Regions from separate parts of the Mus musculus genome. Here region 2 is linked to region 1. A link is a loop called in an ENCODE intact Hi-C map of the cell type or tissue named here. Cell type or tissue: left cerebral cortex. All regions are shown on one strand. Links, peaks and the distances in the headings refer to the core of each region. The heading gives the core; the rest is flanking DNA.

Region 1 (15,606 bases), core at 4,616-9,615:
GGGCCCTTGGAAGGTATGGGGTGGAATCCCTGGTGGGGCTTCTCTTGCCCCCCCCCCATAGACTGCTTCTGTTTCTAGTTACCCTCCCTACCCCCCTAACTACTTCTCGCTGGAGACCTCCACTAAACCTACCCCATTCTGTGACATCTAGTGGCCTGGCTGTGGGCTTGGGGTGGTCTGGGCTGGTTGAAGAGGTTCTGGGGCATAGGCAAAGGACTCGAGTGACTGGTGCCTGCTGTGTTCTTCTGGGTATGGGCTGTGGCTCTTTCCCCTCCTGAAGGCTACTGTTTGTGTTGCTCCAGCCAGACTCCCTCTTGCTCTGCGCTCTGTCTATTTAAACTCAAGATAAGGTCTCTGATGTGGGGACTGAAGCAGGCTGTCCCGGGGTATCCCTCTGTTGCTATGCCCTAGTCTTGGGCACAGAGAACCAAGCTGTAGTTGCAGGTTCTCTGAGGAGCTTTGCAGATAGTCCCCTGTCCCAGCGCTGGCTCCATAGCACCCTGTGAAGACTGGGGGCCCTGTCCATCCCTGTTATTCCTCAGCCCACCCAGCTCAGGGACCATTCTTCTTCTTCTGCAGATTGGCTCTTTGTGGTCGTGGTCTGCCTGGCAAGCCTCCTCTTCTTCCTCCTCCTGGGCATCTGCTGGTGCCAGTGCTGTCCCCACACCTGCTGCTGCTATGTCAGATGTCCCTGCTGCCCAGACAAGTGCTGTTGCCCTGAGGCCCGTAAGTGCCCCTCACCTGCTACCCCCACTGGAACTCTGCTGGGCACATTAGCCCGCCTTCCAGATTTGGAGAGTAAGGCAGTGTGCACAGCAGACCGTGTAGAACCTGTTACTTTCCATCACTGTTCACTTACTTTAGCTTTTAATTTCCTGTGTTTTGAGGCTTCTCTTATTCTTGTGTTGGGGATTGAAGCAAGGGCCCTGTGCATAGTAGGCAAACACTGCCACTGAACTACAGCCCTAACTTGTGAGGTTTTTCCTTTGAGAGGCTAATTTTATGGCTGTGGCTCAAAAACAAGACCACCAAAAATAATCATGCCCAACATTCCAAGATATTATTGTAGATAATATCACAGGAAGGTAGAAGTCTGAGGCTAGCCTGGGCTACACAGGATCCTGTCTCAAACAAAGCATAAACCTCACGTGGAAAGGTAAGTTTGTAAGCTAAGCAGCACACAACCACTCAAGCTGCACATCTTGTGTAGAGCCTCTGTATTAGATATATTCCTCACATCCAAGTGGATACCTGTGGAGGGTTGGGAATAGGAACTGGGTAGAATGAAGACGTAGATACATAAAGCAGTGGAAGAGAGGATAAGAAAATGGGTAATTCCATCTCTCGGTGCCCTTTAATTCCCCCCTGGGAGGCTGTCTGGGTACCCCTGTACCCTGGTACATAACCCACAGAAGAGAACGGGCCAAGTGGGGCTTGGAGGCCAGCTAGGTACCTGATGGGCTGATGAGGTTATAGCAGAGCTCTGCACAACAGGAACTTGGAGGTTTGCATGTGGATAGCATTTGGTGGGACCCACATAACAGGCACCACACCTGCCCCTGTTGGACAGTGCTGTGAACTGATACACAGGTCGGGGGGTTTGTTGTACACTCTGTGTGTGACCTGAAAGCCAGGCTCCCATCTCTATTAGGGTCCCAACTTCTTGGCTTCCAAACACTAAGAGACAACTGTGAAGGTGCCAGGATGAACCAGCCAAGCTGTATGCTTGAACCACTACTCTCAAGGAGAAGCCTTCCGTGCTCTGACTGTCCTAACATGGGCTGTGGGTCCATATTATAGATGTGGATATAGAGAACCCCAGGAGCTGTGAGCACTAAGACTGGAGCTGGGTCCATCTAGACTCCATTGTCACATACCTAGGAATCCAGTGCTTCCCCATGGGAGTTTCTTCCTGTCTTCTCTGCCCCAGTTCCTTACTGCCTTATTGGAAGTATTAGCCTGCTGCTAATTATAACCCAGCCAGTCAATTAATGAAGGGACTCCTCGTGGAGAGAGCTGAGCACTTAAGTTTTCTGCTCCCAAATTAGAGGAAGCCTGTAGGGTTCCAAGAAGAGTCCAGTAACTTTTGTATTGAACAAGCATGCTTAGCAAGCACTCTGCCACTAACCTATATCCCAGGTCTCTTTTTACTTATTTCAAGACTGTCTTCCTAACTCAAGCTGGCTGGTCTTAAAACTCTGGAGCCCTTCAAGACTGGAGAGATTAGCTGGGTGTGGTGGAGCACACCTTTGGCCCTGGTGCTCTGTGCGTTCGAAGCTAGCCTGGTCTACAAAGCAAGTTCCAGGACAAGCCTGGGCTGTAACACCGAGAAACCATGCCTTGAAAAAGCAAATAAAGAGCTCAGTGGTTAAAAACAAAACAAACAAAAAAACCAACCAAACAAAAAAACACTTGCTCCCATAAAGAGGGCCAGAATTTGATTCTCAGTTCAGCACTTCCCACTTCAGAGCTATTGTATTCCTCTGGCCTCCACAGGCATCTATACTCAAATGCACATATCCACGTCCACAACCCCCAACACACACACACACAAAATGGAAGTCTTAAAAAAAAAAAAGTCCAGGGCTAGTAAGGTGGTTGGTTCAGTTAGTAAAGGCAGCAGCTCCAAGCCTGCAGCGGAAGTCTGATCCCTAGGACCCCTGTGGTGGATGGAGAGCAAATTTCTGCAAGTGATCTTCTGACTTGCACACACACAATGAATGTGAATGTGAATGATGGGGAGAACACCCAGCCTCTAGCCTGAGGACAGTTCACCCTTGAACTGTCAAGCGAGACTCAGCCGGGTGAGTAAGGCCAGTAGTTAGAAACCCGCAAGGGACTGCATTACTCTAGGGTGCAGGCAAGGTAACTTCTGGGGCTCCCGTGTGTCTGCCTTACTCCACTTACTACATCTGGGAGGTGACAGGATGTTATGGACCCAACAGACTTGACTTTCCCACAGTACAGGCTAGGCTGCCCAGCTTATGGGGACAGTAGCTAGCCCAGAACAGGGGCTTTATATAATGACAGTGACTTTGCCTACTAATGCCTTTAGATACAGACCTGCCCTTCTTGGTTTATATGACGGCTGAGGCAGGAGGACCTCAAGTTCAAGGTTTATCTTGGCTACAGAGTTTAGGGTTCTTCCTCAGCCACTTAGGAGTCCTTGTCTCAAGAAGGGGGGAAGGGGCTGAAGTTGGGAATGTAGTTCAGTGGAAAGACACTTAGTCCTAGTACCCAAACACAGACTACTGCTCTGGATTTTCACATGAAATCTTTCCCTTGTCAGCTGTTGGCAAACCACCATGTATGGATTGGGCCTCTGATGTATCAGTGTACACCGCTGTTCTCAACTCCATGAGAAGTCAGATAGAACGTAGGGTGAAGGCTGTGTCCCTAGTCTAGAGTACTGCATGGGTGGTATGGAGGGCAGAACCATGTCCCAGAATCCCATTCCAGCATGGGGCCACACAGCTTCTGATCATGCTCATGCCATTCTGCCTTCCCAGTTTATGCTGCTGGCAAAGCAGCCACCTCAGGTGTGCCAAGCATCTATGCCCCCAGCATCTATACCCACCTCTCTCCTGCCAAGACTCCGCCACCTCCGCCTGCCATGATTCCCATGCGTCCTCCCTATGGGTACCCTGGAGACTTTGACAGGACCAGCTCAGGTGAGGCCTTGGGGAATCCAGACAAGAGGTGGGATGGGGCTGGAAGGGAGCATGGGAGATTGGGAGTGCCCAACTCTGCTCCAAATGGCAAGTGTCACTGATAACCAGTCTCTATTAGTTGGTGGCCACAGCTCCCAGGTGCCCCTGCTGCGTGAAGTGGATGGGAGCGTATCTTCAGGTAAGATGCTGTGATTTTGAAGGGGTCGTTGCCTGGAGGGTTGATTCACATGCACATCCCCTCCCAAACCAATCACCTTGTTCCTCTCTTCAGAAGTACGAAGTGGCTACAGGATCCAGGCTAACCAGCAAGATGACTCCATGAGGGTCCTATACTATATGGAGAAGGAGCTAGCCAACTTCGATCCTTCCCGGCCTGGCCCTCCCAATGGCCGAGTGGAACGGGGTGAGCTGCAGACCTGAGTCTAAAGGGGATGAAGCATGCTTGCCTGTGGTGCTCCCCGGGGAGGGTGTTAGTGTATGGGTGACAAGATTGGACCTGTCTTAGTACCAGTGATATCTCCCTTCTCTACAGCCATGAGTGAAGTAACCTCCCTCCATGAAGATGACTGGCGATCTCGGCCTTCCAGGGCTCCTGCCCTCACACCCATCAGGGATGAGGAGTGGAATCGCCACTCCCCTCGGAGTCCCAGAACATGGGAGCAGGAACCCCTTCAAGAACAGCCAAGGGGTGGTTGGGGGTCTGGGCGGCCTCGGGCCCGCTCTGTGGATGCTCTAGATGACATCAACCGGCCTGGCTCCACTGAATCAGGAAGGTCTTCTCCCCCAAGTAGTGGACGGAGAGGGCGGGCCTATGCACCTCCGAGAAGTCGCAGCCGGGATGACCTCTATGACCCCGACGATCCTAGAGACTTGCCACATTCCCGAGATCCCCACTATTATGATGATTTGAGGTCTAGGGATCCACGTGCTGACCCCAGATCCCGTCAGCGATCCCACGATCCTCGGGATGCTGGCTTCAGGTCACGGGACCCTCAGTATGATGGGCGACTCTTAGAAGAGGCTTTAAAGAAAAAAGGGGCTGGGGAGAGAAGACGCGTTTACAGGGAGGAAGAAGAAGAAGAAGAGGAGGGCCACTATCCCCCAGCACCTCCGCCTTACTCTGAGACTGACTCGCAGGCCTCGAGGGAGCGGAGGATGAAAAAGGTGAGCCTAGACCCTTTGACTTCAGATCTTCAGGACGCCTCTTCCTCCAGCCCGTACAATTAACACTTTTTCTTTTCTCCTTTGCAGAATTTGGCCCTGAGTCGGGAAAGTTTAGTCGTCTGATCCCACGTTTTGTTATGTAGCTTTTATACTTTTTTAATTGGAATATTGATGAAACTCTTCACCAAGCCTAATAAAATTCCTGATCACAAGATCTAAGCCTCTTGTTTTGCTGCACGAGTTGAGAGGAGGGGGACCAGCAAAAGAAGCGGCCAGACAGGCCTTTAGCCTTCTTCATAGCCAGCCGCCTAGAGTACGTGCCCCTTGCCGCCTCCGCCCTGCCCCGCCCCGACGTGCGCATGCGCCTTCGGGAGCGCGCGAGCGCGCAACCCGGCTCCCCAACCTCCGGGCTCCTATACGACCTACTTTTACAGTCTTCAAACCCTGTGCCCCGGCGATCTGAGCCCCGCATCCGTGTTGCCGGCCTTCCAGCCGGGCCTGCGTTCCAACCGGTGGTGGTCCCGTGTAGAGTCCCCGGGCCTATGTGTGTGTACGCGCCCGGCCGTCACCAAAGACAGACAGCGCGCGCGTTCCCTAGGGCCTGCCCTCTCCCGCGCGCGCGCGCGCGCCCGCCCGCCCCGGGATCGCGCCGTCGCCGCCACCGCGCGCGCGCAGCTCCAGTAAAGGAGGAAAAAAAAAAAAAAAAGGAAAAAGAGAAGGGGGGGGGGTGATAGAAAGCGGCGGCAGCTGCAGCCACAATCCGCCGCCGCCGGACCGGGCTAGGCCGGGCGGCGGGCGCGGGAGCTGGCGATCTGGGCAACAGGGCGGCCGCCATCCGGGCAGGGCCCTGTTGAAAAAAAAAAAAAAAAAAAAAGCTCAAGTCGCGGCGGCGGCGGCGGCGAGCGCTCAGGGAAGCAGGCCCCAGGCCGCGTGCGGCGGGCCGGCGGGCGGGGGGCAGCTGAGCTGTGGCCCGGAGCCTCGCACCGCCCGGAGCCGGCGGCGGGCGGAGGCGGCAGGAGGAGGCGGCAGCTGCAGGAGTAGCGGCGGCGGCGGCGGCGGCGGCGGCGGCATCTCCTCCTCACATGACCCCACTGTTTGTCCCCGTGATCAGCGCAAGCGGCTCCCGTGTCTCCTCCGTCCCCTCCTGCCGCGCGGCGTGAGCGCCGGGCTCGGGCCCCCCCGGCCGCCCGCCCCCTCCCCTCCCTCCCCTCCCCTCCCCCCCGCCCCCCCCATGGACATGCTGGACCCGGGTCTGGATCCCGCTTCCTCGGCCACCGCTGCTGCCGCCGCCAGGTAAGCGCGCCGACAGCTCGCGCCCCTCCGCGCGCCCTGGGCCCCGGCCCCTCGAGCCCCGCGCGCAGGGGCCGCCATGATCCCGAGCGGCCTCTGGGCCCGGCTCAAAATGGAGGCCGCGGGGAGGGGATCCGGGCGGCCGGGGCTCGGCAGCGGTGCTGACCCTAGCGGGGGCCGGGCCTGGAGGGCGGGCGGCGGGCCGCTGCGCCCCGGCGAGGGGTGCGGGCCTCGCTGACCCCGGGCCCTGCCCCTGGTGTGCCCCCGCAGCCACGACAAGGGACCCGAGGCCGAGGAGGGCGTTGAGCTGCAGGAAGGTGAGTGTTTGCGGGGGCCACGGGGGCTGCGGCCCGCGCCGGGGTTGCAGGCCGGGGACGCCGGGAGGCCCCGCGCGCCCGCTGAGCGTGCCCCCTGCCCTGCTGCCCCCACAGGCGGGGACGGCCCGGGGGCTGAGGAGCAGACGGCGGTGGCCATCGCCAGTGTCCAGCAGGCGGCGTTCGGCGACCACAATATCCAGTACCAGTTCCGTACAGAGAGTAATGGAGGCCAGGTGAGGCGGCCGTGGGCCGGGAGCCCGGAGGGCCAGCGCCGGGGTGAGCTGAGGAAGGGCAGACGCGTGCGGCGGGACAGGGAGAGGCTCCGACCTGTCCCCCACTCGGGCCCCAGCGTCGGTCTCGTCGCTCTGCCGCCCCCTGCAGGTGACATACCGCGTAGTCCAGGTGACTGATGGTCAGCTGGACGGCCAGGGCGACGCGGCCGGCGCCGTCAGCGTCGTGTCCACCGCTGCCTTCGCGGGGGGGCAGCAGGCTGTGACCCAGGTGGGTGTGGACGGGGCAGCCCAGCGCCCCGGCCCTGCCGCTGCCTCTGTACCCACAGGTCCCGCAGCACCCTTCCCGCTGGTAGGTGGCCCGCGACTTATGGGGAGGGGCTGGGGAGGGGGAAGGCCCAGGGGGTGGGGTGTGTGACACACACATGATGTTCTCTGGGCTGGCCGGCTGTGTAAGGTCTGGTCAGAGTTTTGCACAGGCGTTGGATAGGGTCTTTTGGAGTTACTTTTCATTGCAAAACTGGAAAACTTCTTAGAGGAAAGAGTAGAGCTAATGATGGTTGAATGGTGTCAGAGACGAGATTCTGTACAGAATGGCACACACAGTAGGCTACGCCCTTGCCTCACCGTATAGTAAACAAACACCGATACCAGTAACAAAGATGGCATAGCAGGGGTGGCTAAGGATGGCCTATGTGTACTCCTCCCTAGGCTGTAATTCAAAATCCATTCAGCAATGGTGGCAGCCCGGCGGCCGAAGCTGTCAGCGGGGAGGCACGATTTGCTTATTTTCCAGCATCCAGTGTGGGCGATACCACAGCTGTGTCTGTTCAAACTACAGACCAGAGCCTACAGGCCGGAGGTAAGGGGAAGGAAGGGTTCTGAGGTAAAGCTAGGGAAACCATTTAAGCAGTTCCAGCTTGACCCATTACTGATGTTCGCTGCACATTCCCTGCAGGCCAGTTCTATGTCATGATGACACCCCAGGATGTGCTTCAGACAGGCACACAGAGGACAATTGCACCCCGGACACACCCCTATTCTCCGTATGTGCCAGTCCCATTGTTGGAGCCAGAGGGAAGGGAGGGTTTCAGGGCTGGTCAGCATACAGCAGGAGTGGGGTATGGGTTTTATGAGCTTCTGCTTCGGAAGTATCAGTTTAAATTTTTTTCATCTATTTCCACCCTCTCTTCACGGGGATTTGCTTTGAAAGATAACTGTGAAGAGCTAACCCAATGGTAGCCTAGCATTCTGCGAAGCCCTGGGTTCAATCCCCAGTACCTTAAAAACAAAGGTGTTTGTCAAGTCTGATAGCTTGGTAAATGCTGTCGTTTCCCCTTCTGCTTTAGGAAAATTGATGGAACCAGAACTCCTCGAGATGAGAGAAGAAGAGCTCAGCACAATGAAGGTAAGGATGGCGGAGTGCTCCTGGGTGCCTTGAGCCCATTGCCTGACATGTCCAGATGCTGGAGACGTGCATGCTGAGTGGTTAGGTCAGTGCTGATTGGCGGAGGACGGCAAGATGTTGGGAAAGATGGAGGGCGTGCATTCAGTTTGGCCAGATATTTCCTCTTGCCCGCCTATGATTTTGATTTGATTTGTTGGCCATCCTCTTGAAGTGGTGGACCCCAGATCTGCACATGGGGTTTGACCTCATGAGCAGGCTTCCATTTCTACCTGGGCAGCCTCTGGCCAGCTGAAGCCAGAGCCTCCTACCCTTCCCGGAAGCTCCATGTTCCACCCTGAGGTCTTTTGTCCTTTAGTGCTGTCCTTTGGTCTCCCAGCCTTGATAGGTCACCACTGCTAAGCACATAGCAGCCCTCAGTGTAAGGTAGTTCTAATACCCAAACAGCCATCACTCAACAAATATTTACTGACCCTGGATCCCAGGCAGGGCAGGGCAACACAGCACAGGCCCTGTGCCAAGTCTGCAGCCTGGCCTAGGGAGTCCGTCAGAATTGTGAAGGACAGCTTGTGGCTAAGGGATTGCTAACGTGCTGAAGTGAGGTCACCCCAGGAAGATTTTTCCAAGAACTTGGCCAGTAGAGGGACACACAGGCTGATGAAGAGTCAAGTTCTTTCAAGGGGATTGTTTGCTTGTTGCTAAACTTCTGTGCACACTCTTTAAGAATGAGCCAGGGTGAAGCCTCAGATGTCTAGACAAGGCCCTAAGACTTAGGAGTGCTTTGATGTCAATGGTGGGGGCCACTGCTGTTCTAAGTGGCAAGTTCAGACTTTCAGCCAATAAGTACATACCTATACCAGCTCCCCATCTAGACCTCAAGTACACAGAGAGACAAGGTCTGGACTCTCACCACTCCTTGGTAGGAGACAAGCTGCACATATTGCCATGTGCCCCCAGCATGCCGGAGTACTGGAGGAGAGGAAGCTAAGCAAGAGGAGCAGACTTGTCAACACGAGCTTCAGAGGCCTCTCTCGGGGATCTGGGGACAGCACAGACAAGTGTCTAGGCCAGGGGCAGACACACTTTTAAGTTTGAGGAAGAGCAGAATGGGGAAGGGAAAGAGGAAGCTTCATCCTAGTGCTGAGGGGAAACCTACCAGGCTGGCTCACGCGGGGTCTCTAGGAGCTCTTCCCTAATTGGTTTTCCTGATCCTGGGGATGTAGTCTGACCACGGGGAAACCCTCATGGGGCCTGTGTGTGGATGCAAACTGATAGGATGATGAGGAACCGAAACCCAAGAAGTCTGTATTAGTCCTGTATCTGGGAAGGGAGAGGCCTGGTCTGAGGTGTCGGGATTCAGAGGATGGGCATACGGAGCCAGATTCGGGGGGATCTGCTAGGTTGAGGCCTAATGCCTAGGTCAGGTGGCTTTGAAGGAAAGGGTAAACTGAGCCTTGAGGTTGTTTTGGATGTGATTTGGGGACAGTTAGATGTTTCTCTAGTGGGTTATTCAGGCTGTGACAGCTCCTCCACCCAACTCAGGTCTGGTTTTCCATCTTTGCAGCTGTGTTGTCTGATGTAAATGATAGTAACACAACCCTCAGTTTCCACAAACCCTGGCCTCACTGCAGCTGCCCGCCTCGGAGTGGCCTCAGGCTGTGGCAGCCTGGCTAGCAGGCCGGGAAGGGTCACTGTGCCTCACCCGGGGTTGTTTTTCACCCATAACCTCGCCTCTCAGTCCAACCCTCTGGCGTCTAACCTGTAAAAGGTTTGAACCTCCACCTACCTGTCCTCCGTCCTCCTTGGAGCTTGGCAGTCTAGCCTACCAGGCTGGCCCCATTGAAGGTCACCTGTGACAACGTCATTGCCAAATCTTCTAGCTTCTTTTCCAGTCTGAGCTCCACACATCTGCTGTGACTGCTAGCCTCACCCCACCTCCACCCTTGGGGATGTTCATTGTTTGTCCCTCCCTCCATCCCTGCAACAGCCTGATATTCCTCACAGGCTTTCCAGGCTGAGCCTGAGGGTCACCGCAAGGTCCCTGGGCTGTCTTTACAGAGAGGTTCTCATAAATGAGGAGCAGCATGGAGTGTTTCTTAAGGCCTGGGCCTGAGTTCTTTTCCATTTATTGTAAGCGCCGGCCGCAGGTGCACCGAAGCTCTAGTTGTCACACCCCTAACATCCCCGGCACCAGAGTCTTTTGTTCCTTTTATCCAAAAAGGTGATAGTTGCTTCTTCCCATCCTCTTGGGGCTTGGCGCGGTCCAAAAGATGCAGTTTTTACTTCCTGGTCATCTGAAATTGCCACTCAGAATCTTGGCATGTCTAGCTGTCCATGAGACTTCTCATACCTGTGTTGTCCTTATAGCACACACTGCCTGCCTTCCTGAGAGGCCCCAAAAATGCTCCCTGCCAGAAACAAGGCAGGGTGACTTTCAGAGCTCTACCCTTTCCTTCCCAGGGCTCTGTGCTGACAAGAGTCTCCATGTAGCTTCTCCGTCTTTTTCCCCTGTGGTTTTTCTGTAGGGTGGGTTGCAGAGGGTACTAGCAGGGGCCTGAGGAAACTGCACATTTGTACCAAGGGACCTGTCGGGAGCCTGAATGAAAGGGGTGGCTGGGGAGCCTGTTGTTAATGGTGATAGCAGTGCAGGTCTTGCCATGAAACCTGTCTTTAAGTGCTGGGCTGGACAGCTCTTTCTGCTTTATTGGTTTTCACTGTAAGAGGGTCCTGCTTGGGTTCTTCATTATGGTGGTGCATGGGGTTTTGCCTTGTGGTTTGTTTTGTTTTGAGTTCTTTGTTTATGGCGCTGGGACTATAACCTAGGGCCTGGAGCATGCTAAGAAAGTGCTCTGCCAGCAACTATACCCCTAGAGTCTCACTGTTTATCCGGACTGATCTTGTACTTAGAAGCCTCCTGCTTCCGCCTGCCTAGTAGCTGGGATTACCAAATCTTTCTTTTAAAAGATGAATATCATGGTATGCTCTTGTAATCTCAACACTGGTGAAGCTGGGGCAGAATCCAGCTGGGCTGCATAGGAAGACACTGTCTTAAAGAAAAAATAAACGAACAAACCTTTTCCTGATGCAAAACCAGAGCTACAGACTTCTGACTGTAGACTTCAGGCCCATTTGGACAAATAGGTTTTTTTATTCTGTTTTGTTTTTTTTGTTTTGGTTGTTTTTCTAATTTGATTCTCGCTCTCTTTTTTTCTTGTAATAAATTATTATTTATATTCACTTTATATCTAGACCACAGTCCCCCTCCCTCCTCTGCTCCCAGATCCCTCTTGGCAGATCACACACACACACATTGCCCCTCCTTGGGTACCACCCCACCCTGGGGCATCTAGTCCCAGCAGGACTACATCCTCTCTCATTGAGGCCCAACCAGGCAGTTCAGGTAGGGGGAAGGGACCCAAAGGCAGAGAACAGAGACCAAGACAGCATCCCCCCCCCCCCCGCCCCCTACACACACACTTGTTAGGAGGCCCGCCTGAAGACCAAATTGCACATTTGCCACAAATGTGTAGGGGATCTAGCTCCATGCTCCCTAGTTTGTAGCCCAGGCTCTGAATTCCCATGGTCCCAGGTCAGTTGACTCTGGGTCTTCCTGTGGTATCCTTGACCCCTCTGACTTGCTCACTTCTATCCCCTACTCTTCCACAAGACTCCCCAAACTCCACCTGATGAGTGTGGCTCTCTGCATCTGCCTCCATCCACTGCTGGATGAAGTCTCTCAGGAGACAGTTATGCTAGGCTGCTGTCTGCAAGCACAAGAGTATCATTAGTAGAGTTAGTTAGTTAATTAGACTCTCTCACATGGGATGGGTCTCAAGTCAGGGCAGTCATTGGATGACTGTTCCCTCAGTCTCTGCTCCATCTTTATCCCTGCACATCTTGTAGGCAAGACAAATTTTGGGTTAAAGGCTTTATAGATAGATGTCCCCCTGCCTCTTCTGGAAGTCCTGCCTGGCTACAGGAAGTGGCCCTTTCGTCTCTACATCCCTCTCTGGTAGGAATCTCAACTAGAGTCACCCCATAGACGCCCTGCATTCTCCCAACGATTCCCATTCTCGCTCCCAGCCCTTGCCTGCCCACTCCTCTCCCCACACCTGACTGCCTCCTTGCCCCCTCTCCTACCCAGTTCTCTCTTTCCATCCACCTCCAATGACCATTTCATTTCCCCGTGTGAGTGAGATTCACACATCCTTCCTTGGGACCTCCTTATTATCCAGTTTCTTCTGGTCTGTGGATCATAGCTTAGTTATCCTGCACTTTATGGCTAATGTTCACTTATCAGTGAGTACATACCGTGCATGTCTTTCTGACTCTGGGTCACCTCACTCAGGATGATGTTCTCAAGTTCCATCCATTGTCTGCAAAGTTCATAATGCCTTTGTTTTCAGTAGCTGAGTAGTACTCCATTGTGTAGAAGTGCCACACTTCCTTTCTCCACTCTTCAGGTGCGGGACATCTAGGTGGTTTCCAGTTTCTGGCTATTGCAAATAAAGCTGCTATGAACACATGTGAGCAAGTGTCCCTGTGGTATAGTAGAGCATCTTTTGGGAATATGCCTAGGAGTGGAGTAGCTGGGCCTTGAGGTAGAATTATTCCCCGTTTTCTGAGTAACTGCCAAATTGATTTCCAAAGTGGTTGCACAAGTTTCACTCCCAACAGCAATGTAGGCGTGTTCCCCTTGCTCCACATTTCACCAGCATCTGCTGTCCCTCAAGTTTTTGATCTTAGCCATCCTGACTGGTGTGAGGTGGAATCTCAGGGTCATTTTGATTTGCATTTCCCTGATGACTAAGGATGTTGAACATTTCTTTAAGTGCTTCTCAGCCATTCAAGATTCCTGTTGAGAATTCTCTTTTAGCTCTGTACTTCATTTTATAATTGGTTTATTTGGTTTGTTGATGTCTAATTTCTTGAGTTGTTTCTGTCAGATGTAGAGTTGGTGAAGACCCTTTCCCAACCTGTACACTGCCGTTTTGTCCCAGCTGGCAGAGTTGTTTGCCTTACAGAAGCTTTTCAGTTTCATGGGATTGAGCAAATGTTGATATTATCATTTATATCAAAATATTTTCCAGTTCTGTGATTTTCTCTTTGACCCTAGGTTGTTCAGGAAGCATGTTGCCCAATTTGCAGACATGTAGTAGAGCTCTGGATCTCATTTTTGTTTGATTTCTCAGTTCTCTGTAGTCAGAACACAGCAGACATGGTTCCAGTTCTTTGAGAAACTTAACCTGGGCTCTGTGAGAGGACAAGCCTGGAGAAGGAGCCACGTGAACCATGGTGGGTGGTACCTGCCGCTGTGAAAGGGCCTCTCCTCTACAGGGAGGCAGCTTGACTGAGGGAGCCAGGGGGACCCAGCCTCCTATTTTCTTGCTTTTCTTGGTGATGGAGAGAGGCGTGCTAATGGCTCCTGCTCCTGCTCTTCCTTTGGTCCTGGAAGGTTGTGCTATGAGGTGTGGGGGTTGGTTGGTTTGTTTGTTTTAGAAACAGTTTTTCTATATGGCCTTGGCTATTTTAGAACTTATTCTGTAAAGCAGACTGGTCTCAAACTCACCAATATCCGCCCTGCATCTGCCTCCTGAGTTATAAGATTAAAGGTGTGTGCTACCACACATGGCTGTGAGAAGTGTTTTAAGTGCTTTTTTCTAACTACAGCGCTTCTCTGATCTAACTGGCTTCTGCTGGTCCAGCTTGTCCTAATGGTTTTTACAAGCCAGGGACCTAACAATGTTACCACCTGGACACAGGCTATGAACACACACATACACACACACACACACACACACACACACAAGTGTTTATTGTCTTTCCTGTGGTCCTGATCTTACTTTCCATCTGCCTTCAGGTCCCTTCTCTCTGAAACCCAAGTATTTCTTGTCTCTGGGAATTCTGATTGTGGGCTGTATCCAGAAAGCATTGCTGCACCCTGCCCTTCTTTGGGCATGTGTACTGTAGGTACAGGGTCCCTATTGTATATCACTTCACAGTGGCATCATGAGTACCAGCCAGGACAGAGCCAGGATTGAGTCCACTGGATGCAGCCACACACCTCTACATTTTGCAAAATTAAATGTACACAAAGGAACTCTGCCTTGCACATCTACTCTTAGCCTGAGGGTTGAGGTGTGTCTGTCAGAGGAAGGTCCTGCCTGGGGCCCAAGCCCTAGAAGAGAGGAAGGTGGAGAACTACTCAGTGAGGCCTGTAGAACCCTAGAGATAGAGCACCCAGCAAGGGACTACAGTGGGTGTGCTTCTAGGCCTTGACTAGACTCAACTATGCTGCTGCAGTCCTCCACCAAGTTCCCAAAGGATGGTTCCAACTTGGTGGTGACATAAGTGAGTTAGCCCAGAGCATAGTGGACACATACCACAGCACTTATGAATTCAGCATGACCAAGTTGTTGTCAGGACATTGGAAAGATGGCACAGGAAGAATCATTGCTGTGAAAAGGATAGGGCAGAGGAGAAATATGAAGTCACTAAGGCCAAATTGGGAGGCACCTGACAGAGTGACCAAGCAGAGGCAGTAGGCTCCACCTGTTCCCAGACCCTGAAGTCCCTTAAGGGAATGGGCAAGGTGTGAGGACAGTTCTGAAGAGAGAGGTGACTGCCCTCACCCACCCCTCTCACTTAAGGCTGGGCCAATTTTCCACTTTTCCCGACCTCATGAGGAAATGCCACTTGCTGTTTCCCACAGCCCATCAGGCTCAGGGCCCAGCTCCCCTCAGACGTAGCCAGCCACTGCAGCCCTCCTGACAAGAGGATGGAGGGCTATGAGATTTGGGGTGCCAGGTCTTGTATATCCCAGCAGTAGGAGGACTGTGCCTGGGGGTGATGCAGGGCTGGGAAGCCTTGCTAGAGCGAGCTGTGGAACTGGCTCCAGTCAGGAGGCTCCTGGCAGGTCTCCTGAGCATACAACAAGCCAGAGGAAAGCACAGCTGTCTGCCAGACAGTTGTCACTCAGCATAGCTAACAGTAAGAGGTATGGCCTCTAAGGTATGGTGTTCACATTCCTGGGCGAGGTGAAGTCCCCTGGGTCAGGGACTCGGGCATAGCTCTTGTATGGAGACTGGAGCTTGCCAAGGCTGTGGAGAAGGATTTGAAACAGGGGCGAGCCATCGTCGGATTTTCACATTAAAGATGAAAAGGAGCTGGGATGGAGCTCAGTTGGTAAAGTGTGGCCTTCCTTCCCAGCACTGAGTAAAACTTCGCAATGGTGGCTGCTTAAGGAATGTAAGAAGTTCAGATCACCCTTGGCTACATACTTTGTGCCCGACCTGCCCTACATGACACAATTCCCAAGGGAACAAAAAAATAAAAAAGAATGAAAAAAGCAAAATTAGAGAAGCCAGAGTTTGTGAACAAAGAGAAATGAGACATAAGGGTTACAGGGGCCGTGGGGGTGCTGGATCCTGCATAGGGGGTGATATACAAGTTCCAGACCTACATTTTCAGTCTATGGTGTGACACTGTGTGCAGCAGTCCTCGTGGCTTTCTGTCCTGACAGCATGGCA
Region 2 (15,606 bases), core at 3,511-8,510, 62 kb before region 1:
TCATCCTGCCTGCTCTAGTTTGTATGTGTGGGTTCTAAGTCATTCTTCACTGTCCTTGACCCCACCTGCCTGATCTGCTCTTGGGCTTTGAACTCTAACACCATCCCAGGGGGGCACAGCTTTAAAGAGTCTCACTAACTCCAGCTTGTTCAAGGCTAAACTGTGTATGTGTGTGTGTGTATGTGTGTGTGTGTGTGTATGTGTGTGTGTGTGTGTGTATGTGAGTGTATAGTGTGTGATATGTGTGTGTGCATGTGTATGTTGTCTGTGTGCATAGTATGTATATACTTTTGTATATATGTATTGTGTATACATATGTATGTGTGTCTTTATAGCATGTATATATGTATGTGTGTGTCTGTGTATATAGTATGTGTATGGTTTTATATATGTATATTATGTGTGTGTCTTCATGTGCAGAGTCTGTGTATACTTGTGTATTTATGTACATGTATGTGTACATAAATATGTGTGTATCTGTGTATAGTGTGTATATAATGTGTATGTGCATGTATGTATCTGTATCTAGCATGACTATATATATGTCCATGTGTTTATCGGTGAATAGTGTGTATATATTGTTTGTATCTGTTTAGTATGTATATATGTGTGTGCATGTTTGTATCTGTGTATAGTGTGTATATATGTATGTGTGCATGTGTGTATCCGAGTATAGTGTTTATGTGTGTCTGTGCACGTGTGTGCATGTATCTGTGTGTGAGTTAAAGATTAAGTTTTGCTGATACAGAATTTGGTATTCAGAATGGCTCAGAAGAACAGAGTTTCACTGGGGGTGGAGCTCGGTGGTAGAATGTTTGCCTAACATGCATTCCTGGGTCCCAGCCCCAGCATCAGCAGAGGGAGAGAAGGAGGAAAAGGAGGAAGAAGAAAAAAAGGAGAAGGAAGAGAAGGAGGAGGAAGAAGAAGGGGAGGAGGATGAACAGGAGAAGGAGGAAGAGGAGGAAGAAGAGGAGGCAGTCAGAGAAGAGAAGGAAGAACTCATAGATGAGCCTTGGGCTCTCTGGGACTGCTCTCTGACCTAATTAGATTTAAAGGTGTTCCTTCATTGCCCTGTTTCCAGTGAGAAAGGGGACGTTAATGGCCTATGGCAGGAGCTGGCTAATTGTTACTCAGGCACCAGTACTTTCCTCTATCAGGTTCCTGTAGACCGCAGGCTTTATATGACAGAGTTTTTGCCCCCACAGACACCTCAGTGAGAAGTGACATATGGGAGGGGGGTCTCACAGTGTGGCAGAGTTGAGGGATGAAAATGATGAGTCCGGAGCCTTAAGGCTCTAGTTCAAGTTCTCCCAGCCCAAGCCTGCTTAGCTTTGGGGACCAGATGAGGTCAGGGACATATGCTCCAGAGCTGCATAAGGGATCTGAAGCTCCCTGTAGACTTTCTACCTGCGCTGTGTTTCCCAGAGTCATGTGATTCCAGGTTAGAATAAGAATGGCTCCACAGGCTCATATATCTGAATGCTTAGTCACCAGGGAGTGGAACTTCTTGATGAGATTGAAGGATTAAGCTTTGCTGATAAAGAATTTGACACAGACTAAGAGATGTGGCCTTGTTGGAAGAAATGGGTTGCCGTTGTGAGACCTTGAGGTTTCAAAAGCCCCAGCCAGGCCCAGTCTCTCTCTGTGCTCATGGGTCAGGATGTAGCTCTCAGCTACTGCTCCAGTACTGTGCCCCCCACCCTGATGGTAATGGACTGACCCTCTAAAACTGTAAGCCAGCCCCCGAGATTAAATGCTTTCTTTTATGTGTTGCCAGGAGTATGGTGTCTTTTCTCAGCAATAGAGCACTGACTACGCCAGCTCTGAAAAGCAAATACCGAGTCTGATTTCTAGAATGGTTCACTTACAACAAAACCTGAACTTCCAAGCTTACGTATGCTATTTGTCAAAGTCTGGGCATGGGCTGAGAGGAGATGTGATCCTGACTAAAGCATGGGAACATGGGATAAGATTCCAGTATACCTGGTATCTTACTTAGCTACTGTGTATTATGGCTGGGAAGAGACACCATGAGAGAGGCAACTTTAAAAAGAAAACATTTAGTGCCGGGCGTGGTGGCACACGCCTTTAACCCCAGCACTCAGGAGGCAGAGGCAGGCGGATTTCTGAGTTCGAGGCCAGCCTGGTCTACAAAGAGAGTTCCAGGACAGCCAGGGCTACACAGAGAAACCCTGTCTCGAAAAAACAAAAAAAAAAAAAAAAAAAGAAAAGAAAACATTTAATTGGGTGCTGGCTTACAGTTTCAGAGGGTTAGTCCATCATCATTGTGGTGGGGAGCATGGTAGCAGGCAGCAGGCTTGGTTCTGAGGCAGTCACTCACATCCTGAACTGGAAATGTTGAGGGAAGAGAGAGGCAGAGGTGAGGGGAGAAGGGGATGAAAGTGGCTAGTTACTTAATCACCAGTATCTTTGGAAATGGGGGCCATGTTGATGTGAATGGCCAGTGTGGCCACCATGCTGGTGTCCATGATCTATGCTGCTGCCAAGGGCCATGTCTAGGCCTGTAGCCCTCCTGTAGCCAGGGCCGTATTGGTGTCCAAGGCCCGTGTTACAACCCAAGGTCATGTTGATGTCTATGGGCCATGCCACTGCTGGGGACCATTGTATGTTCATGTGAGTGGCCTGAGCTGCCACCTGAGGTCAGGTTGATGTTTGTGGTCTGTCTGCTACGAGGTCCATGATGGTCCATGGTCCTGGGGCAGCTGGGGGTCGTGTTAGTGTTCATGGCCCATGTTGCCACCGGGAGTCAGGCAGATGTCCATGGTGTAAGCTGCTGCCTGGAGCCATGTGGGTGAGTGACTGTGGTCTGTGCTGCCACCTAAAGTCATGTTGATGTCCACGGGCTGGGCTGCCATGGGGGACTCTATTGGTGCCATCGTCCATGTTGCCCAGGAGGCCACGTTGATGACCTTGGCCTCTGTTGCTGTTGAGTACTAGGACGGTATCTGTGTCCCATGCTACAGCAGAGAACTGTGTTGATATGCATCGTCTGTACGGCCCTGGAAACTGTGCCGAAATCCATGGCACATGCTATCGCCAGAAACCACGTGGAAGTCCATGATTTGTGCTCCTGCAGATTGTAAAAGACAAGGAAGCTACTTTGACAGTGACATTGATGACCGCAGATGCACAGTTGAGAAAGAGGGACATGGATGGCTTCTGTGACAAGCCCTACTCTTACCCTACCCCCACCCCCAAAAAGAAACAGTCTAGACAGAAAGCTGTCAAAGAGAACTCTTAAAAATTGTGATAAGGATGCTGAAGTGTATCTCTTCAGAGTTGATGGCTCCTGGAGGGGTTGTGAGTTGGGAAGAATCTGATTTTTTTTTAAGGGGTTGGCCCCTGGGAGTTTGACCGTGCTCCAGTGAGTATATGAGCAACACAAATTGGACCTTCTCCTACTCTTCCTCTGCAATCTCCCCCTCCTCCCCCTCCTCCCCCTCCTCCTCTCTGTCCTTCCTTTGAGAGATGGAGGTCACAGTGGTGGATGATGGACCTGGGAGGACTGGGAAGTGAGTGTGATTGGGATGCATGATGTGAGATTCCTAATCAATAAAACTATTATTTTGAAGAAAAAAAGAAAAAGAGAAAAAAGAAAAAGAGGGACAAAAAGGAAGAAAAAAAAAAACCTTAAAGTCCACTCCCAGTAACACATCTGCAACAAGGCCACACCTCCTGATCTTTCCCAAACAGTTCTACCCACTAGGAATCAAGCATTCAAACATACACACCTGGGGGGGGGGCATTCTCATCCAAACCACCACACCTGGGGATCACAACATCTAGGTCCTTTTGGGGGGGGGAGGTTTCCATCCCCACATGCAGGTGTGCCTTCCATTGCCTGGAGCTGCTGGCACAGTTGGTTTCCTGGAGTGGTTGCCTTGTGGGGTGCAGATGATGCTCTGGAAACACCCCTTTACTTCTTCTCAGACCTGCTACTAGACTCCAGGCTCAACCAAACTCAAAGGCTGAGGGAGACTCGAGTAAATGATGGTGACTCTGTTGTGTTGTAGAAACTTACTCCCAATCCGTGGTTTCTACCCCTCCTTTGGACCATTGAGTTCCCAGATAAAAGACACACACACAACCTTAATTATAGGAAGCCTTAAACATCACAAGAGCTGGGCAGAGGTCTACCCTCTATGTTACTAAAATCTCCTTCCTATTGATAACCTCTAGTTATTACTTACTAATGCTTTATCTGGACTACTCTTTACTCCAATTGGCCAGCCCTCAGGGCCAGTCTTCATGACTTCCCCTAACCCATGGCAGCTTCTCCATTCTCCTTCTTCTTCCCCATGGTTCTCCTCTGACCCACCAAGCCCAGGAACTGTAAACCCCACCTATGTCTCTTCTGCCCAGCCATTGACTGTTGAAATCTTTATTCACTAATCAGAAATAATTTGTGGGCAAGATCACATAGCATCTACCTGCAGACTCTCTTGTCTCTAGTGTAACCAGTCTTGAGCAACTAATATCAGCATTAGAATACAAGCATCATCAGGCCAACCCACTAACTGTATTGTGGTGTTAGACTCACTTAGGCACACGCGCCAGAATGGCTAAGGGGCCACTTTTCACTGTGGGCTTAGAAATAAATGTATGAAGTGACTCACAGGCATCTTTGACGTGCTCTGAAGAGGTCCTTTTGTAGGTCAGAAACTCTAATAAAAGGACAACCATTAAACTGGAATTTCCATGGGGGGCAGTTATGGGTAGGTATGTGCACGTATAAATGCACATGCATGTGTGAGTGTGTGAATGTACATGTATGTGTGAGTATGGAGGTCAGAGGTCAACACTGAGTGCCATTCCTCAGGAGCTATCCACTTGTTTTTAGTTTTTTTTTTTTAATTGTATTATGGCCAGGTATGGTGGTGCACACCTTTAATCCCAGCATTTGGGAGGCAGAGGTAGGAGGATTTCTGTAAGTTTGAGGTTTACATAGTGATTTCCAGGCTAGCCAAGGCTTTATAGTGAAACCTTGTATTTTAGTTAAAGGTTACTATTGCTGGGAAGAGACACCATGGCCATAGCGACTCTTATAAAGGAAAACAAGTAATTGGGGCTGGCTTACAGGTCCAGAGGTGTAGTCCATTATCATCATGGTAGGAAGCATGGTGGCATTTGGGCAGACATGGTTCTAGCGATGGAGTCAAGAGTTCTATATTTGCATCGGCAGGCAGCAGGAAGAGAAGGACACTGGGCCTGACTTGAGCATTTGAAATCTCAAAGTGCACCCTCAGTGATACACTTCTTCCAACAAGGCCACACCTCCTAATAGTGCCACTTCCTATGGGCCTATGAGGACCATCTTCATTCAAACCACCTGGCTCAAAAAAAATTGTTTTTGTGTGTGTGTCTGTCTGTCTGTTGTGTGTGTGTCTGTCTGTCTGTCCTCTGTGGGTCAGAGGACAGCTCTTTTTCCACCTTCATGTGGGTTCTGGAGGGCAAGCTCAGGTCGTTAGCCTCACCCAGCACTTTATCCACCAAGCCATTTCTCCAGCCCTTTGAACGGAAAATTTTAAATGGAGACGTATGTAAGGAGTCTGGGATACCAAGGGTGCTGTGGAACTCTGCTTATTGATTTGTTTACTTAGTTATATGAGACAGGATTTCACTGTATAGCCCTGGCTGGCCTGAGAACTCACAATGTAGACCAGGCTGGCCTCGAGCTCACAGATCTGCCTGCCTCTGCTTCCCGGGTGCTGGGATTAAATGGGTGCAACCACAGTGCCAGGCTGCGTGGTGCCTCATTGCAGAGACAAGGCGAGCAGGTTCCTACAGAGGGTAGTGAAGCCAAAATAGCAAGACGAGCTCTCTGACTCACAGGTGCAGTTGGCGTCTGTGGGTTTATGTGAGATTCCTAGAAAGGAAACACTCCATCCGAATGGGTGGGTTCTGGGTCCAGAATCCTGAAATACTACCCAAACCACAAAACAGAAAAAAATCAGAGCCTCCAATCATTTCCCACAATTGGATCTGTGACTGGAGAAGAGGCTGGGTACCCGTGAGGAAGGAATTTGGCATGCTGCCAATACCTGTCATGCTGTCTGCCTCTCTCAGATACTCTTTCTCCAGATAGAGCTGTAGGCATATAGGGTGGAGCTGTGCAGCGGAGAGAGGGAAATAAGTCAGCTTTCCAAAGTTTATTGCACTCGGGGCCTGAACGCCACTTATTCCCAGGGAGTCAAGTGTCACTGTGGTCTGCTAGTGGGGGCACTGGGGAGTAGTGGGGGTGGGGTGGGGAAAGCCTATCTTACAGAGGCTCCCCTGAATCCACTCTGGTTATTTACACACACACACACACATGCACGCACACTATGGTTATTTGAATGAGCAGTCCCCACTAGTAGCAAACATTTGAATATTTGGTCATGCTCTTTGGGGAAGGCTTAGTAGGTGTGGCCTTGCTGGAGGAAGGTGTGGCCTTGCTGTGTCACTGGAGCAGGCATTGATTGTTTAAAGGCTTTTTCCTATTTGCTCTCTCAGCTCCATGCCTGTAGTTCAGGATGTGAGCCCTCAGTCTCCTGTTCCTGCTGCTAACATCTCTGCTCCTCCATTATGGACTCTGACCTTCTGGAACTATATGCTCAAATAAGCTCCTTCTCTTGTTAGTTCCAAAGGAAACTGGATTCTCTAAACTCCAAAAGATAGCCCAAATATCCAGAAATGAGCTCAACCTGGGCTGCAGGAGAATTTCTGTGGGTGTCCCCACTCTAATGAATCGTTGGCCAATGCTGTCCACAAGGGCAGTGGGAGCAGAAACGTCAAGAGGGAGGGGGTGTTGGGAAGCCCTGTGAGTATGTATGATGAATACATCACACGGGGATCCTCAGTCAGAAGGCAGATCAACTTTACTTAGGGTGACTGAAGGCTTATAACATTTTGGGGGACTGAGGGTAGGGACATCCAGGATGGGCACAGGTCATTGGCTGGGGGCTGAGGGTCCCTGGAATGCTTCATGGGGAAGCATTTCAGAAACCTCAGGTGATGGCTGCACAGGTTTTGTCAGGAGAGAGAAAACTGATCCTATAAATTGAGGTTACACGAGGTGTCTCGGGAAGAGGTGAGGATGGGAACTCAGAACGCCTAGACAAGGTCAGAGGAGGAGAAACCCTCCTAATGAAAGGAGTCCTCCAACACTCGAAGAGCTCCAGAAGGCTGTCTGGTCAGTGGTAGATTATGGAGAGCCTTAACTAGCAAAGTTTTCCCACAGATTTTGATAGTTAGATAAAAGCCAGCATTCCTCAGAAACTGGTTCCCATCTACCAAAAGGAATCATTACCTCTAGCAGAGGGGTGGATGGCTATCTGTGGGGCCTATCAGCAAATCAAAGAGCTTGCTGGGCTCCAGGCTCCCTCTGTATCACAAGTACCTGTTACACATCCTAACCCTTCTCAGCCCCCCTACTAACACACCTAGCTTCTTGCAAGTTTCTCTTCCCATATAATTCTAGTATTCTCAATGTGTTCTCTCTCTCTCCCTCCCTCCCTCTCTCCCTCTCTCTCTCCCTCTCTCTCTCTCTCTCTTCCTCCCTCCCTCCCTCCCTCGCTCTCTCTCCCTTGCTCTCTCGCTCTTTTTTCCTGCTTCTTTCACTATTTTTTTCTATTCTCTATCCCTCACCCCATTCTCCCTTTTCTCACAGATATCCCTGGCCTCACCCATCCAGTCTGCTGGCCATGCACAGTCCACTTCTTTCTTGCTCTACTCTGGACTCTTCCAAGTGCCTCTGGCTGTTCCTTCATAACTACAATAAAAACTTTCCCTTTAACCATTCAATGGAACAGTCATATCATAAGTTTATGCATCTATAAGTTGTCTTGGTCATGGTGTTTATCGCAGTAGAAAGGTAACTACACATGGGCGGGGGGGGAGTCAGGGGGAGGGGAGAACAAATAAATAAATAAATTCAGAAAGACTGTCAACATTGGTCCCCTGACTCCTGCAGTGAGGGACGTTAGGGTAGGAAAGGACTGGCGAAGAAGCCATTCTGATGCTCTCCACCCACAAACACAGTGAAACAAAAGCAATGCCACACTCCTAGTGGGGCCATGCATGTTGGTGCCACCACGAGGGACTGGAACCAGTTGGTAAGCTCTCACAAGCAAGTCAGCCGGGATTCTGATGGGTGTTTGCAGCCCAAGGCCTCTGGAGAGAAACCAATGCTCTTAACTTCTGTGCTGACCCTCCAGTCCCTCTCCAAAGAGTTTTAACTAACGCAAAAATATAGCTTTGAAGGTGAGTTAATGTAGGAGTTTGCTTCTAAAGGGTACAAACTAAACTAAGATTTGAGGACCTACAAAGTCTGGGGCCCTGATTACATTCTACACTGGTCTTAGTGAGTTAGTCAAATCATGGACTTATCCTGTTTTAGTTTAAGATGCAGAGCCTAGCTGTTAATCCAGTCAGAGTGAGAATAGAAGGCCCAGCCAGTGCTGATAACAGACTCGTTTGCCAGGGTGACCAAGAGAACAAAAACTGGTGCCAATTATGTCCCCAACTATGGCAAGGTTTTTTTAATTACTCCTGATCAATTAGCATAGAAACAACAGGTTCCTCCCAAAGCCATACGGTTTTCTTTATCTCATGAGAAGCCTTAAGCCTCTCTGGTTTTGTAGGGCCATTTCTGCGAGGAAATTTAACTTGTTTTCAGTGAGAAACAGAAGCATAAGCCCTGCTTTGCCTGTTTTCTCAGTTTAGAAAGCATCAGAAGAGGTACATTCAGTCTAACCATCAGTACACATCCACCGGGTGCTCTCAGGGACGCAATGATGTTGTCCAGACCAATTCACCCAGAGTAGCAGGTATCAGAATAAGAGGAATGCTTAGGTTAAAAGTGTTGGATACTAGACCTTTGTAAGTCCTCTAATGTGTATTTGGGCTGCCCTGAGTCAGTGAGTTTCGTCAGTCAAAGGGCTGACAGTGCGGTTAGTTCCTATCCCTGTATAGCACGGGGACCACGTGTCTAAGCATAACCAGAAATCCTAGCCAATTTTGTACCAAGTGCTTTAGAGGGGAAAATTGGCCAAGGTTTTGCCATGGATAGGAAATCTCTAATAAGACCCTAAGTCTGGGGACCCAGAAGGGCAGGGGTTTTTTTTTGGGGGGGGGGGGTAATAAACCTGTCCTCAGGTTATTCCAATGGATATAGAGTCTATTTCCTCAGGTTTTTCTTGTTTCCCAAAGGCCAGACTCTTCCTTCCAGACCTTTAATTTTATCAGCATTGGATTACATTGGCATTGAACGAGCTGAGGCCTGATGAGAGACCTTGATTTTCCACAGTCCATTTGGCGTTGGCAGCTGTCTGTGGCTTCTGCTTTCTTGACCTGGTCCAGTGGATTCATGGTGTAATGCCAGCTACCTTCATAGCCATAGGAGTGGAACAACATCACCATGTAGGGCCCTTTCCAAGTCAGTTCCCTTTGCTTGATCCAGACAGCATCACGGGCCTCAAACAAAGGGATACTGCTGGTGGACTCAGAGATTGGCTGGGCCTCTCAGAGAGACGAGTGCCAAGCCTTTATGAAGGACTGGAGGGCCTTAGTGACTTGAGAAAGAAATGGTTAGAGTTCTGCAAACTGCTGGTCTCCAAGCCTAGGAAGCAGTGGGGGAGGTCTTCCAAAAATAGGGGATAAATCCCTTGCTATATGGGGTGCCGTGGGTGGAAGCAAAACAAGACCTGTCTATCTACTGCTGGACTCTAATGAGAGTTTTATAGAGGGGATTTTTGTTTTGTTTTTTGGTGGTGTTGTGTTGTTTTATGCCCTGTTCATTTTTTACCCCAGGCCAGGACTTTGAGGCCTATATGCACAATGAAGTTTTTACTCTATGTCAAAAGCTTTAGCTATTAATTAAGAAGTTTTTCCTATGAAAGCCAGGCTACGGCCAGACCCCATTGCTAGGGGGAAGCCTAGTCAGGGGATCAGTTCCCGGAGGAGCTTTCTAGTTACTATCTGAGCAGTGTCTGTTTGGGTGAGGAACACTACTACCTACCTGAAAAAGGTATCTTTAAAAACTAGCAAGTACTTTTATCCTCCCCTGGCAGGCTGATCTTTGTGAAGCCAGTGTTCCCAGAGTTGGCAGGTGTGTTGGTCTCTCATTTGGACCCCTTCCTGGGTAAAGGTTCTATGTTTAAGTTTCACTTGAGTACAAGCCTGGCATCTGGCTGAGACATCCTGGGCTAGGCTGACTAAGTGCAGGTGTAACAAACATACTGTGATCTGAGTAACTCAGTTCTGTGGACCCCAGATGAATAACCTGGTGATAAAGGTCAGTTACCAGAGTCCTGCCAGTTGTTCCTGGGAAAATGGTCTTTCCCTCTGGTGTTCTCCATCAACCTGTGGGTGTGAGTTGTCCATTTCTTTACCAGAGTCTCAGGCAGTACCAAGTAGTATGTCATCTGAATATCAACAGGCCTGACTGGTCTTAGGACTGTTTGTCAGACAGCCAAGTCAGCAGCCTGGCAATGGACGACAGAAGCCAAATAGCCTCTAAGAGGGCCAAGATTTTTTTTTTCTTAATGTCCTTTTACCCAATGGTGAGAAGCCCTCTTTCTTTATAGATCATACCCCTTAGTAAAAGCACTGAACGTGGTGTATATGGTGGCCGACTTTCCTTTTCGCTATCTGAGAGCCTGTGTCAGATCGATCAGTTCTGCTCTCTGAGCTGAGCCACCTGGCTTCAGCCCAAATCATTTCAGTTAACACAACAATTGCAGCTCCCATGCAATTGAAAGTTTTATCTTTCATCCTCTGACATACCTGACCAAATGGTTGGACCCTCTGGCCACAGGATTGGCCCACCTGTCTAAGAGCTATGGTGGCTACTGTTAGTCTAATGAAACTAAGGGTCAGGATCTTATAACTCATAGCACCCCATATGGTTGGGACCCTCCTCCGGGGAACACCAGAACACCAGCTGTCTAAGGACTGCATGACCCAATACTCTTGGACCACCCTCGAGTCTAGTTTGAGAATTCCACCACCATTAATCCTGCTACCCTCTTTCCTAATGATGACCCACAGGTGTTCATCCATGACCGTCACAAGCAAGCACTTCTGCTCCCAGACAATAAAGGTCCCCCTCCCTCAACTCTGGGTGACCTGGCAGAGCCAAAAGGATTCAGGTCCCCAACAGGAGGAGGCACAGGTCTTAAGCAGGGTTGTGGAGGGGTCTCACACCAGAAAAAGACACTGATCAATACAAGTGTCTTAGTGCCCATACCCACAGTGACACACCCATTCCAACCAGGTCACACCTATTCCAACAAGGCCACACCTCCAGATGGTGCCACTCCCTGGCCCAAGGATATACAAACCATCACAACAAGGAAACAAAATTGGCAGAAATACATAGACACACACACACACACACACACAAACACACACCCCTGGGGGGGGGGGGCAGAGAATAGGAATGGCCCTTATAGATTCCTGTATTGAATGCTTGGCCATAGAGAATGGTGTGGCCTTTTGTCAGAATTGCATCACTGTGGAAGCGGGCTTTGAGGTTGTACATGCTCAAGCTCCACTCAGTGTGGCACACAGTCTCCTTCTGCTTAGAACACTCGGCTCCTCCAGCTCCATGTCTGGCTGCATGCTGCCATTGTCCCGCCATGATGATAATGGACTAAGCTTCTGAAACTGTAAACCAGCCCCAATTAAATGATTTCCTTTATAAGAGTTGCCGTGGTCATGATATCTCGTCACAGCAATGAAACTCTTTTTTTTTGTTTGTTTGTTTTGTTTGTTTGTTTGTTTGTTTGTTTTCGAGACAGGGTTTCTCTGTATAGCCCTGGCTGTTCTGGAACTCACTTTGTAGACCAGGCTGGCCTCGAACTCAGAAATCCTCCTGTCTCTGCCTCCCAAGTGCTGGGATTATAGGCATGTGCCACCACTGCCTGGCAGCAATGGAACTCTTAACTGACATACACAGGATGGGGGACAGAGAGAAAAAGAAAAAGAGGGGGAAGAAGGAGGAGGAAGAGGAGGAGGAGGAGGAGGGACAAGAGACTGGCTAATAAAGACTTTCTATTGGCTTAAACCTGTGTCTAGGCAGTCTTATCAGGTAAATACCTCACAACATTTTTGGAGGTCCCACTGAGGTCCCAGAGCAAGTTCTTGAGACACAGTGGGAGGCTTGGGGGGGTGTGTCTCAGAGAAAGAGAAAGTAAGCACAACGGGGGTGGCTACCACACTTTTATATACCCGGACAGAGGAATCCAGCAGCTGAGGCTGACCTCTATGTGTAGAGACAGAAGGTGTCTTAACCAGATTTACCTCTGGAGGTGACAGAACAGGTGACTTCTTTTTAGTTTAGTTTTGTTTTTTGGTGGGGTGGTGGTGAAGGTGTCAGACTCCTCCAAAGTGTTAGGCAGCAATTGACTAAAAGAAATCTTTGGGACCTGGACCTCAGGTTGCACGCCCCCTAGGGGTCCCCTGACCACTGCACTCATCCTTGCTCCAAGGGGTTCTGAGACACCATCCCTCCCCCCAAGCCACCCACTGTGTCTCAAGAACTTGCTCTAGGACCTCAGTGGGACCTCCAAAAATGTTGTGACGTATTTACCAGGTAAGACTGCCTAGACACAGGTTTAAGCCAATAGAAAGTCTTTATTAGCCAGCCAGGGACTACAACACTCTGTGCTTGGGATCCCAGTATACCAACAAAAACCAAATCCTAAGTTGACATACTTATTAACAACAGTTAGCCAGAAGTAGAACTTACAGAAGCCAAAAAGCAAGGTTACTACATTTGGAGACTTTCCCAGAACTATGGGCTTTGATGGACTAGGTATTTTAGTTTTGGTAGGTGCTGCTGTCTGCGTGCTGAGCTTTACAGCCTGAATGGCTCTTCCATCATGGAGTCAGTTGTGCTAAGGTCTGGGGTCCTGTTACACTATCAAGCATAGTACTTTTAACCCTGAGCCATCTCTCCAGCCCTACACCTTATTTTAACTCATTAAGGTTTAGAAAAGGTCTCTCGATGGCCGTGGAACTCATTGATTTGGCTACACTGGTTGGCTAATGAGCTCAGGGAGCCCACCTGTCCCTGCCCCCTGAGGCTGGAGTTAGGGTGCATGCTGCAGTGCCTAGTGGTTATTAATGTGCTGGGGTCAGGCTCTGAACTCAGGTTCTCAGGCTCATATGGCAAACGCTGTATAGGCGTATCCTCTCAGCCCTTTTGTTTTTTGAGATGAGGTCTTATATAGCCCAGGATGGTCCCATACCAGCTATCTAGCTGAGGATAACCTTGAACTCCTGATCCTGAGTGTTGGGATTGCTGGTATGTGCCATCACCCCTGGCTGCCCTACATTCTTTATCCCATTAAGTCTCCTCACTCTAAAGTCCCCAGTGAATTTCCTGTCCCAGGGAAGCCTTGGGGCGGGGCGAGGCGGGGCAGGGGGGGCTCTCCAGTATCTGTTACAGCTTTACTGAGTGGGAAATGAATGAATGAATCCCAAGTGCTGGGATTAAAATCATGAGCCACCATGCCTGGTTGAAATTAGATTTTCAAAAGCAAAGATACAGCCAGGTGGTGGTGACACACACTTTTAATCCCAGCGCTTGGGAGGAAGAGGAAGGTGGATCTCTGGGTTTGAGGCCAGCCTGGCCTACAGCACAAACTCCAGGGCTACAACGGAGAAACCCTATTAAAAAAAAAAGTCAACCAACCACTACCATGAACAAAACCCAAAAAGCTTAGATACAGCATTGTCACCAAGTAATTGTATTTATGATGAAGTAGATACTGGCCCTCCATGCACTCAGACAAAATGTGGTGAATTCTAGTTCCTGCTTTAGGTGGTAAGAAGCAAGAACAGAGGAGGCTAATGGGAGACAACAGGGTGGAGAAGCAGACAGATCCACACAGGGGTTAACACAGTCACAGGGCTGATGGGTAATCAGCTCCTGGGAGATTGAGGCGCCTCAGCTGTTTAAGATGCCTGCTGCCAAGCCTGGTCAACCCCGAGTCCAAGCCCTGGATCCCACATGGCAGAAGACGAGAACCAACTCCTGAAAGTTGTCCTCTGACCTCCCTTATGTACACAGGAACTTATGCTCTCCCCCCTAATCCCAGCACCTCAAAGGCTGGGGCAAGGAGAGATCACCAGTTTGAGGATAGCCCGGGTTACCTATTAAGAACCCATCTGAGGGGTAAGACCTAACAAGTTTGAATGAGAGACTTGGGAGTCCATGTCTCTGATTCTCCATCATGAAGGCCTCACCCAAGATTCTAAGTTTCTGGGAAGGAAGGTGTCCAGAGAGGCAAGTGAGGAGACCGTGGATCTCCCCCAAAGCGCCGGCAGCCACATCCCCAGCCTAACCCCGAGATGAGTGTTCAGCCTGGAGCTTCTATCTAGCTGTCCTTGTCTGAGGACATCTCGGTGGGCTGGGAAGCAGGCAGGGGACAGCCCTTAGCTCACCCTTGAGTCCAGAGGTTGGACTTGGCTGGAGGTGAAGGCAGGCAGGCTCAGGCCGTGGGTGAAGTCACATAGCCTGCCGGGAACTCTCTCTAGATTGTATTTAGCTGAACTAATTACATCATAAATCATTTTTATATTCCACCCAGAATCTTGCAGCAGACTAGTGTCTGCATGAGCTCATTAAGCCTGCACCACAGCCTGTGTAAGTGAAAGAGACAGACACAGGGTGTGTGCTTGTGAGTGTGCTGATGCTGACCCCCTTTTGACTTTGGGTCTAATGAGGGGTCTATGCTTCCTATTGAAAACAGCTTCTAAATGTCTGTTATAGAATGGAGGAGGGCTGGCGAGATGGCTTAGTGGGGAAAGGTGCTTGCCGACAAGCCTGTCGACCTGAGTTCAATCCCCGGATCTCACACCATGGAAAGAGAGACCTAACTCCTGCATGTCATCCTCTGACCTCCACATGAGCACAGTGGCACGCGTGCACATGCACACACAGAATAAATATAACCAAACAATAAGTACAGTTAAAGGGCAGGAAACCGAGGGACAAAGGGCAAGAAGTCACATGGGAAACAGCATGGGATTAGGAGTTTGGTGTGGAGGAGTTCTGAGCTGCTGGAGTCTCAGCCCCAGACTCTGCCAGACCCTGAGGTGACAGCTGACAACAGCAGGTCCCCCCATACAGTAACTTCCAAGAGAGGATGAGGAGAAGTAGGGTGCTGTGACCTGCAAAGTAAGTGCTGCTGGGGAAGGGGCGTGGCTCTGAGGAAGGGGTGGGGGGAATGGGACAGAGCCAGGCTAATTTGAAGGGGGGTTGTTCCAGACAGAGGGAAGAACAACCACACACTGTACAGAGGCCAGAGGCCAGGAGGAACTTGGTGAGTTTGAGCCAAAAAGAGGAAGAGAGGATGAGGTGGCAGGGAGAGGGGAGGGAAGGGGAGGAAGGGGGAAGAGAAAGGAAGGGATGAGAGGGGAGGGGGGAAGAAGGTTGGGGGAGAGAAGGATTTACAAGGGATGTTCTTCAGGTAGCTCAGCTACCTCTAGGTGTGATGCCCACTTGTGACCCTAGCACATAAGATGATAAAGGCGTGGCAGTGTGAGTTTGATCCCAGCCTGGGCTGCATGGTGAGACCCTGTCTCAGAAAAGGGAAG

What was found. A loop is a pair of places that touch in the nucleus more often than their neighbours do. Peaks named below come from ENCODE experiments on the same cell type or tissue, not always from the same donor. Only the 100,000 strongest peaks of a DNase experiment are listed, where the experiment ranks them.
Region 2: it touches region 1 in a loop (6-fold over the local background); 3 of 42 quality-filtered maps call a loop at or near these places.

The regions. Positions count from the first base shown.
Region 1 is chr7:30,947,218-30,962,823 of GRCm38, reverse strand. It overlaps Usf2 (upstream transcription factor 2), which reads left to right and starts at 6,021. Exons shown (of 10, transcript NM_011680.2): 1 at 6,021-6,128; 2 at 6,396-6,442; 3 at 6,557-6,675; 4 at 6,824-7,024; 5 at 7,384-7,534; 6 at 7,631-7,718; 7 at 8,022-8,080. The coding sequence starts at 6,067. It overlaps Lsr (lipolysis stimulated lipoprotein receptor), which reads left to right. Exons shown (of 10, transcript NM_017405.2): 4 at 1-13; 5 at 580-726; 6 at 3,510-3,671; 7 at 3,790-3,849; 8 at 3,943-4,074; 9 at 4,204-4,835; 10 at 4,923-5,054. The coding sequence ends at 4,958. In left cerebral cortex, for the core only: CTCF peaks have their summits at 6,595 (motif pointing right), 6,799 (motif pointing left) and 8,738 (motif pointing right); DNase peaks (open chromatin) are centred at 5,285, 5,921, 6,712 and 9,181; H3K4me3 peaks cover 3,019 bases; H3K27ac peaks cover 3,391 bases.
Region 2 is chr7:31,008,043-31,023,648 of GRCm38, reverse strand. It overlaps Gm42377 (a long non-coding RNA gene), which reads left to right. Exons shown (of 3, transcript XR_881943.2): 2 at 1-21. Among named protein-coding and RNA genes, the nearest start is that of Gm42377, 13 kb to the left of the region's middle. In left cerebral cortex, for the core only: no CTCF peak of the experiment used is centred there; a DNase peak (open chromatin) is centred at 5,922; H3K27ac peaks cover 222 bases.